2 separate regions of the Homo sapiens genome follow, and region 1 is linked to region 2. A link is an interaction called in ENCODE POLR2A ChIA-PET data of the cell type or tissue named here. Cell type or tissue: GM12878. All regions are shown on one strand.

Evidence for each region. Peaks named below come from ENCODE experiments on the same cell type or tissue, not always from the same donor. Only the 100,000 strongest peaks of a DNase experiment are listed, where the experiment ranks them.
Region 1: POLR2A ChIA-PET joins it to region 2 with 5 read pairs; 3 of 35 experiments call an interaction of 5 or more read pairs at or near these places.

Annotation. Positions count from the first base shown.
Region 1 is chr1:207,429,576-207,434,575 of GRCh38, reverse strand. No RefSeq gene overlaps it. Among named protein-coding and RNA genes, the nearest start is that of CR2, 22 kb to the left of the region's middle. In GM12878, no CTCF peak of the experiment used is centred here; DNase peaks (open chromatin) are centred at 2,856, 3,822 and 4,400; H3K27ac peaks cover 3,077 bases.
Region 2 is chr1:207,326,033-207,331,032 of GRCh38, reverse strand. CD55 (CD55 molecule (Cromer blood group)) reads right to left here. Exons shown (of 10, transcript NM_000574.5): 5 at 4,196-4,281. Among named protein-coding and RNA genes, the nearest start is that of CD55, 6.9 kb to the right of the region's middle. In GM12878, no CTCF peak of the experiment used is centred here; no DNase peak of the experiment used is centred here.

The DNA of each region.
Region 1 (5,000 bases), 100 kb before region 2:
CTTATGTTCTATTTATAATAGAAACAGCACCTCAGGAAATACTAATCTAGAGATCCCAGGTTTAATTTTTATCCCAATAACCTGAATTTAGCCTTTAGTTCTTTTCTTACATTTTCTTTCTCCAGTGCCTTGCTCATGAATTACCGCAATCATTGATTCCCTACCACTGTCATCTTATGCACGTTTTCTACATGCAGAGCAAATTGCCATCCAGTTCTCACTGTCAGCACAGGCTAAATGAACTGTTAATTACATCTCCCATCAGCACTGCCTCCCTTCACTTTGATGGGGCTCCTTTTCCTGAGTGGTGTCTGAGGTCGATACTCTTGGAATTTCTTCTACTACTTGCCTGAGAATGGAGGCTCACATTCTCGTGCCAATTCCATCACTAAGGGTAGGACTTTGGTCAATTCACATTCTTTCTCTGGACTTGGTTTCCTCATTTATAAAAGGAGGGGTTGAACTCTAACATCCTTAAGGGCTGTTTCAGCTCTTGTGTCTTATGATTTTTTAAAGTGTCTTCCTTTGCACTTTCGAGACTGATATATTGAAAATGGGCCTACAGCCTCATCTATAGAAACTCTGCCTTTGTCCTGCTTTTTCAGTTCAGCAATCCCGCTCTAAGGAAACAAATTACTCTCCAAAATCCAGTGCCACATGTTTGAGTATACACAGTGAAAGAAGAATCCAGAACTAGATAGTGAATATCACAGAAACAATTCTTGAGCGTTACTGGCTAATGTTCACGCTGACTGAAGGACTTTTGTGCTTTGTAAAACTTCTCATCGTAAGCAATGTTCTTTCTAATATGTTTTTTAAATAAGTGCTCATCAGACAGTACAGCTGGATATTTGGACAAAAGACCCTTTTCTCCTTTTTGGAAAATCCCTCTAATCAAACCAAGAAAGACCGGTGCTTTCTGCAGGATGGTAAAGGGGTATTAGATTTGACCCTGGGACTTCCATGACATCTGACACACATCAGTGTTCTTAGTCAATCTAGTAGAATAACTAGACAATAAACAAACTAGAGTTTGTTCTTGTTTCTTCATGCTTCCAAATTCTCTTTCAGGTGATATTTTTAGGATATTCTTATAAATTAAGCATGATAAAATAAATATAAATGAAATATTAACCTCATTGAATATTTTCTTAGGCCATTTGGCCAATAGCATAATCTTTCATAAGCATTGGAATTACAGGGTTTAGATTGGAATAGAATTTTAGATACAACATGATTCAGTGATTTCTAAACATGGCTGGTCATCACAATTACCCGGGAACATGTTAAAGATAGATTCTGTGTCTGAATCTAGGCTAAAGAACTCAGAATCTCCCAGATAAAGGAACTAGAACCTGTGTTTTTGATGATTTTCCAGGTGGTCATTTTAATATAGTCAGCTTGGCACCCATATTTGAAAATGTTTGGGGCTTTTGAACATTTCTTTCCTGTGCTTTATGCAATACACTCTCTTTTATTTTATTTTATTTTTTTGAAACCAATACACTCTGTTTTAACATTATCTGCAAAGAGCTTTATTAGTCCCCTCTTGACTTGAAATCTGTTAAGGCATTCTCTCCTCACTTTTTTTTTTTTTTTAAGACAGAGTCTTGCTCTGTCGCCCAGGCTGGAGTGCAGTGGCACCATCTCGGCTCACTGCAAGCTCCGCCTCCCAGGTTCACGCCATTCTCCTGCCTCAGCCTCCTGAGTAGCTGGGACTACAGGCGCCTGCCACCACGCCCGGCTAATTTTTTGTATTTTTTTGTATTTTTAGTAGAGACGGGGTTTCACCATGTTAGCCAGGATGGTCTCGATCTCCTCACCTCGTGATCCACCCGCCTCGGCCTTCCAAAGTGCTAGGATTACAGGCGTGAGCCACCGCACCGGCCTCTCTCTTTACTTGTTTTGGCATGGAGACAAAATTTGCCCACCTGCTGTTTTCAACCATTGGCCTTACTGAATCCTGTCATTTGCTAATTCCCATATCTGACACCAGCTATCATGTCCTTCTATAGGCCAAGCATTTTACTTCTTTTATTAATTATATTATGGATTTAAGTTCTTGTACCAGTTTCTTCACTTGCTGGTGGATACAACATATTTTGATCACTCTCATTCTAAAATGTGGGGGGCAAAGCTGACCTCAATATTGTACAGTGTAATCAGCAAAGAAAAGCATGAGATTATCGTCTCTTTTTTCCTGCACACTAAACTTGTACTAATGTGGTCCAACATGACAGAAGTGATTTAGACAGTTCTATCACATTATTGACTCACTGAGTTAATTACATCATGAAGTTGTTTTCTCATGTGCTGTTCATAAGCCATCCTGGTATCCATATTGAATTTACACATTTGAACATTTGAAGATTTTTATAAAATTAATAATGCAACAGTACTTATATTAACAAATAGTTATATTTGTAGTATTTCTATATGGCAGGTTTGACCTAAAGCTTTCCTAGGTCAGTATTATTTTGGATGATTATCCTTTTAACCAGCTCTGGCTATTCATCCCTACTTCACCTCAATCACACATTTAACACACATGTCATCAAAAATTCTTCCAGGTCAGTGAGAGGGCCAAAGTCAGGCTTCTTTTTGGAATAAACTATCAATTGCTAGGAATAATTATTTTGTGAGATTAGAAGTAAAATGAAAGCACACACTTATAGATCGCTCATAGGCTCCAGTAGCGTTGTTGTAGTTGAGCTATATTTCTAAACATATGGACTTTAAAAGGGTTTAATTTCCTTCACCTAGAGTTGGTGAATTTTACACCTGTTTTAATCTGCTATTCTCTGGTTTGTCTGTGTTACATAATTGAATTCACTTCCTCCCTTCCCCCATGGGTTTTGTCTTAAATTCTCACAACAGTTCCCATAGGAAATAGGAACCAAGGTACATTGCACTTGCCTTTCAATTCTTCTTTTAGGTTAAAGTATGTTTGTTACAACTGCAAATTTGAAAGTTGGTTTTAAGTCTCTGATTATTTTTTGGTTAAAATATAAGCTAATATTAGGAATAATCATATAACTTGAAATAAGACTAAATATATTGTCTTTAAACCAAAATTAAAAAGACTTCTACTTTGTGGCACTTAAAGATATGATTAATAGAAAGTTAGTTTTCAAACTCCTACAGAAATGTGAAGATATTATTCCTAATCCCAACTTTGTCTATTCTATCTTATAAACCTCTTTCAACTTTTTTCTCTTTTTTGGGTCCATTCTGCTATTTTTGTAGTTTTCACCATCATCACCTCTAACCTAGGCTTCTACAATAGCTTCCCAAGTTCTCTCTCTTTTTTTCAATTTCCAAAACTCAGATATGGGAGCATAGATAAGAAAACTTGGCAATTGACATCACAAATAATTATACTATTTTTACAGTAAAGTATATCACACAATTATAATATAATAGTCTTGCAATAAAATTATCATCTAAGTGTTACTCTTATAAAAGAGAAATCATGAAATAGGTAGCCCCTTTTAAAAAAAAACCAGGTGGTAACATAACAGAATTGTCTTAATATTTTAAAAGTATTCAAAACCCATAAATTAGCCCTAAAAAGGTAAATTTTAGCTCCATTAGTTTATAGTTTGTGGTTCCTTCTTCCAGCATTCAAGCTGGTTCCTTTGGGATGTGTAGCTCCAGAAATTTGTATTGAGGAATTGAGAAGTCAGTGGCAGGTCAACTGAGGAATACTTACTCATCTCTGAGGGCAATGCTTGTCATCCCTGACCAATTGTCAGAATCACCTGGGAAGCTTTTTTTTTAAATGTACAGATTCTCATGCCCCACCTGGGAACTACTGAATCAGGTTCACTGTTCACTGAATCAGAACAGGCTGAGAATTTATGAATTTAAAAGTTCCCCAGGTGATTCTGATAACCAACGAAGGTTGTGAACCACAGTTTTAGGAAATTCTGATAAATGGGTAAAAAATTTGAATGTCATCAAGAGGAAGTCTGCAAGCCTAAATATAAATTGTTACAGTTGCTATCAGTTGAAGACATGTAAATGCAATTTGTGGGAATGGATTTAGAGACAGAATATGCAAACTTATCCCTATTGGATTTATTTATTTTTGACAGTATAAACGCCAATGCCAGGATTAAAAATTATAAGTGTAATTATACTGACTTTGGAGAGTGAGGTTTAAATTTAACATGATTTCAAGCAGATACTTCCAACAAAATACCCCCTTGGTAACACCCTAGACTTTGTCATGTCCTAATATGGCACCACTTCCAAAATCTCTAATTCAGACATCCTGCTGTCTACATACAATCTCCACTGCATTCAGCTTACCTATTTCAGTGTCAAACTGCTTGACCTTCGTTTGACTTCATGAGAACTTTCTGTCGCCTTTCCCCTTATTCTAATCTATTTGCCCACTCTTTCTTCAGTTCCTTCCTTAATCAGTCAAAAGTCTATACCACAAGTTCAACAGCACTCCTGCCAGTAACAAACTCCTTTGCCTGCTTCCTTATGGCAACTGTTTAGAAAATCCCAAACCTCAATCATTGTTACTTTCTGCTTTCCTTACCTAAGCACTGAGATAGAGCCACATGGCAGGTTGCACTGGTGGATAAATTCAGGATAACTAATTTCAAATAGACTCAACCTTGTGTGGCAACCTTACCATTGTTTTCCTCTTTTTAATTCACTTTATCAATGATTACTTTGTATCTTCTTTATACTCCTCACCCTTCCAACCATAACTGACCCTTTTCTGCCTGTCTTCTCACCTCCTTCTTCACTGAGAAGCCGTCGGAGATCTAGTCTCCCAATTTCCTGCTAGCAACTCTAGGAACCTCCATCTGCATTCATCTTTTCTTTTTTCCATTTTCTCTCTTCTCTTATTGAAGGTCAGTTCTTTCACATGAGGTCTTGGATTCTACTCTTTCCTGATTTTTCAGAAACATTTAACTATCAAACAATTCCACTCTTGCCTGTATTTTCAACTGTGTTCTAACATTGGATCATTCCCCGTG
Region 2 (5,000 bases):
TAAAGATTATATTTTAAAGAAATCAAAATATCATTTTTCTAAATTCAGCATTACCAACAAGAGATGCTTATAAATGCCTATTAAGTAATTGGTAGTATGTGGGAGCTTTGAATGCAAATGGTGTAGAAGACAAATGCTAACCTTGAGACCAATTCATAGAAATAATAAGATTCAGAACATGTATGTAAAAGAAAAATTATAGTAAGATGTGTGCATATCAAAACGGTGCTAGGAAAAGTGAATGCTGCAGGATTTTAGAGATGAAAGCAGTGTAGTCAGAGAAGACTTGGGCAGGGAAATAGAACTTGAGTTTAAACCTAATATGTACCATGCTTTTGAGAGAGAACAGCGGAGAAAGCGTTGCTCTTCACTCTAAGAGGGAAACGCTAGCAAATGCAAGGAGTTGAAAATTCAAGCAGCATGTTTAAGAGTTAAGTATAGATCATTTTGGATACAGCAGAGATCTTAAATGTCAGGATTACATTTTGACTTCTAGAGTAAAAATTTTTAGCACATATGGACTCACAGAGACTTCACTCAAAACAATCTTACTGAGCAGCTGAACTTACAAAATAAATACAAGCAGAAGTTTTTTTAGTTATACTGTAAAAAGGGACCACTCCCTGGCAGTTACCCTGAGAAAAAATTCAATGGTTCCACATAATCTAAAGGCATGATGTTGTTGTCCTTTTTTTTTTTTTTAAGAATGAAGGCAATTTAATATGTGTGTATGCCAAATTATGTTACACCAAACATACTTAAGAACACAGAAAATACTTAGCACATTTATCAATCACTCTTTGGTCTTGGATCAAAACAAGCAGCAACAACAAGCTGTTCTGATTTACACTAACTTAGAGTGTGCAGAGACACACACACCATTGGTTCAGTTCAAACATTTTCTGAGTGCCTAACACACGCCAGGCATTTTTTTATAATTGGAAGCGCAAAGCTGAACAAGATATAGTTCCTATGTCTTAAAAGCTAGTGGGAAAAAAGATTCAGAAATGATTTCAATAAAAAATGCAAGGGTCATCCCGAAGTAGCCAGCCTGGGAATCTTTCTGATGGGCTAGGGAACTAACTCTTAGTAAGGAAAATATAGCTAAGTAAAGAAGGGGCAGCGGGGCATGGTGGTTCACACCTGTAATCCCAGAACTTTGGGAGGCTGAGGCGGGCAGACTGCTTGAGCCCAGGAGTTCGAGACCAGCCTGGACAACATGAGGAAGCCCTGTCTATGCAAAAAATACATAAATTAGCTGGGCATGGTGGTGTGCACCTATAGTCCCAGCTACAAGGGAGGCTGAGGTGGGAGGATCACTTGGGCCAAGGAGGTTGAGGCTGCAGTGAGCTGTGATCGCACCACTGCACTTCAGCCTGGGCAACAGAGTGAGACCCTGTCTCAATTTAAAAAAAAGAAAAAAAAGAGGTACATGGAAACCACAGCAGTTTGCATGTATAAGGCATAAAACATGAAGGCAAGACCTGAGTGTCAAGCAGTAGGTAGACCATGGCTGCCTTGTACACTATACTAAGGAATTTGGGCTTTTTAAGTGATAGGAGATATGAATAAGCTCTAAGGAGGAAATAGATGTCTAAGTCACATCTGTGTTTCAGATCGCTCTGGGTAAAATATGGATGAAACATTAATAGAGTGAAAGAATGGAGGCAGGAGGCCATTGCTATCAGTGTCACTCTTGAACTCAGGCAACTAAGATTGCTGCCTCAAACCCCACATTTTAAAAGGCTGTGCTCTGGCCCTCCTCTGGATGCATTTCTCCCCTGTTGGTGGGATGTTTGTAGGCTGATAGCATATACTCAATGACAGCCTGTCCTACGACTTCTCCTCCATTCCAGAACATGCTCCAGGAACTAGCACCCAGAATTCCCTGTGCCAACACCCCTTCCAGGGCCTGAGAGGGTCCCTCCCACTGGTCCATGTTCTTGAGGGTGGTCTATCCTGCTGATATACTCACCTCTAACCCAACAGACAATGGAGGGTGGATACAAGTTATGGTGGATGTGGTGGACATGTCTTGGGTATGTAGGCTGAGTTGTCCGCTTATGTGCACCAGAGAACCCATACAGTGTGGGAAGAGGAAGGGCTATTTGATACAAGGTGGGTCTTAGGCCAGCGACCTCCATTTATATTCTTGCCTGGGCCCTGAAAATGTTAGGGGTGGCCCTAATTGCAATAGTCCACAGGAGGAATAATAAACTATGCTAGAAATATACAGATGGAGAGCAAAACACAAGTTTGAAAAACAGATTGAGGAGGTAAAGCACAATGATTTAGGGATGAGATGTGGGGAGTTAAGATAAAGAGAAGGGTCTGGCATGATAGTCATATAGCAGGGATTGATTCTAGGTTAGCAGATACCATCAGTCAACTAAAATTTTGAAAAAGAAAACATTGGCAGAGAGATAAGCAAACAGGTCCTCTGACAGTGAGGCTCTATTCAGAGGTAAACTAGCAGCACCTCTGTTTTCTGTATAACTATAGACAATTAGTGAATGTGTCCACTGTTCTTTCCTTCTTCGTATCCATATTCACGCATGGACACTGAAGCAACCTCATGTGTTTATAGTCTAGGGCTACATACTTGAGGTGAAGCAGTACATTGTTTAAGAATTCACTTTCCATTCAATCTTTTTGGTATGGTCAAAACAAGTTATGTGGAAAATCAAAATGATCCTGAAAGAAGTAAGGCCTTATAGGGATATTTGAAGGCACTGGGATTGCTTAAGAACAGGGGCTCTTTCCTACAGGATGCAGATGTCAGTGGTTGCTGAGTCACAGAGAGGATAGAAGAGTCAAGGAGGAAAACATGAACATCAGAATATTCAGCATGGAGTTCAAGACACCAGATAGGGAAGCAAGGCTGTGGCCTAGATGTGCAAGCAGGAAGATAAAGTGGGTTTGCATTTCTGTCAAATTCATGACACAGCAGGTGCTTGTGAAAATACTGGCTTCAGATGGGAGACTGTTTGTCTGAACTTTGTGACATGTTGCCTGGGTCAAACAAAAGATATGGCCCAGCTTTTCCTTGTTTTCTATCTTTAATTTACTATCATTTACAATGTCTCTTACTGGACAACGAAAATGGGAAAGGTGCTACTGGGTAGCAATGATGAAAAATTTAAAAACAACTACAATGAGAAAAAAAAGGTAGTAGTATGACATCTCAAAAAGAAGGGCACATGGTGGGTGTGGCAGGGACAGGCTCCTTAATGGCACGGCTTCATTTTATTTGTCTTCGTGTCAGTTGACCGTACACGTTGCCTACCAGAGTGTCAATCGATAAATGCTTGATAAATTACACTAAATCTACTCTAGTTTTCTTCCCCTAGTAACATACAAAAACTTTAACTTATCAATAATTTTGACAATAGGGCCTTCAGAAGTCATTTGCAGGAGGGCACATTGTGTGTGGAGAGAGAGAAGGATGGAAAGAAAGCAAGCCTACATTTTAAAATGTTGCATGTATTTTATTCCTCTCAATTTCCAAGAGACATGTGTCTCTAATTGACATAAATTTGACTGGATATATATCCATTTATAATATTATTTCTGCACCATATCTTTCTTTGAGAAGATTCTCAAATACAGACACAGTATTTCTTCTTGACGGTATAAGCTTATCTCTCTAATGATAAGAATATATCACACCTTAAAACCCCTCTAGATAATTATCTCGGTTAATTATTTTAATCCTAAGAAGCAGCATGTAGGCAACACTGGATTTTAGAAAAATGCTGGGTTTGAAATAAGAGACCTGGTTAAATGCCTTCCATTGCCACTTGTTTTAGGATATGGGGTCAAGTCTTACAGACCCTCTGATTGACACTATTTTCTTACACAAAATTGTGGGGCGGAAATCTTTCACCTATCATACTTGACTTTAGAAGTAATGGTTAGACAATAAATGACCAAGTGCAATACAAACCTAAGTTTGTTTTTAATCCTCATTCTACAATTTGGGAATTGGGACTCAGAAAACTTGCTGGTTTATCTTCACAGCTGCTAAATGAAGGAACATCACTAGAAAAGGTCTTAAAATTAGCAAAGCACTCATATATTGAAAGGTGGGTTTGCTACAAATACACACTGTGCTAATATTCTTAAGGGGCAGAAATTAATTTATCATTGAGTACTCAGCCTCACAATCTGAGTGCTTAGATTTTTTAACTCTTACCTCTGCACTCTGGCAACGGGTCACTCCACTGGACAGAGCTGCCTGAAATAAGACAAAAACTAGAAGTCGAGCCAAATAATTTGTACCTAAAGCAACAGGGGAAGAAAAAAGAGTTTGTTACATTCACACATATTTGACTTTCCTCAAATTCTCCAGGTTATTATCTTAAAATATTTACTACACAATTAGGTGAATATAAAACAGTAGTTGATAAAAGTCCACACAGTAGTTTAAAGGAAAAGAAAAATTAAGTTTAAAAACGTGACATCCAAAGAGTAAAAACAGATAAGACATGTACATTTTTTATTTGCATGGGGAATATGTTAGAAAGCATAAAAGTGTTTTAAACATTTTTAAATGACATAGATGATTGAACATTTTATACCTCTGAGTTCTAAATATGGGCTTCACAGAATAATAGAATGTACTTATATTTAAAGGGTTCAAAGTACTTCCCAGATTTTGTGTTCATGACCTAACCAATATCTGTGTTTCGTATAGGAGACAAGTGATACTGATATTTTTACTTTATAAAGAATAGGGACACACACAGAGTAAAATAGAATTATTTAATTTACAGATATGAAATGAGAAAATAAATGTAAAGTTTTCAACAGTGTCTGAGACATTGATGGTACTCAATGAATGAGTTCCTTCTCCCTATACAGAGAACTTATCAAAGAACTTAGAATACTTTCACACTAGGAATGTCTTTAACTCATGCTGTTTTGTAACAGCTTGTTTGCATATAGAAAAACTCATGCAAATTCATTATTTAGGTCAACTAAAGATTGGTTTAGTATTT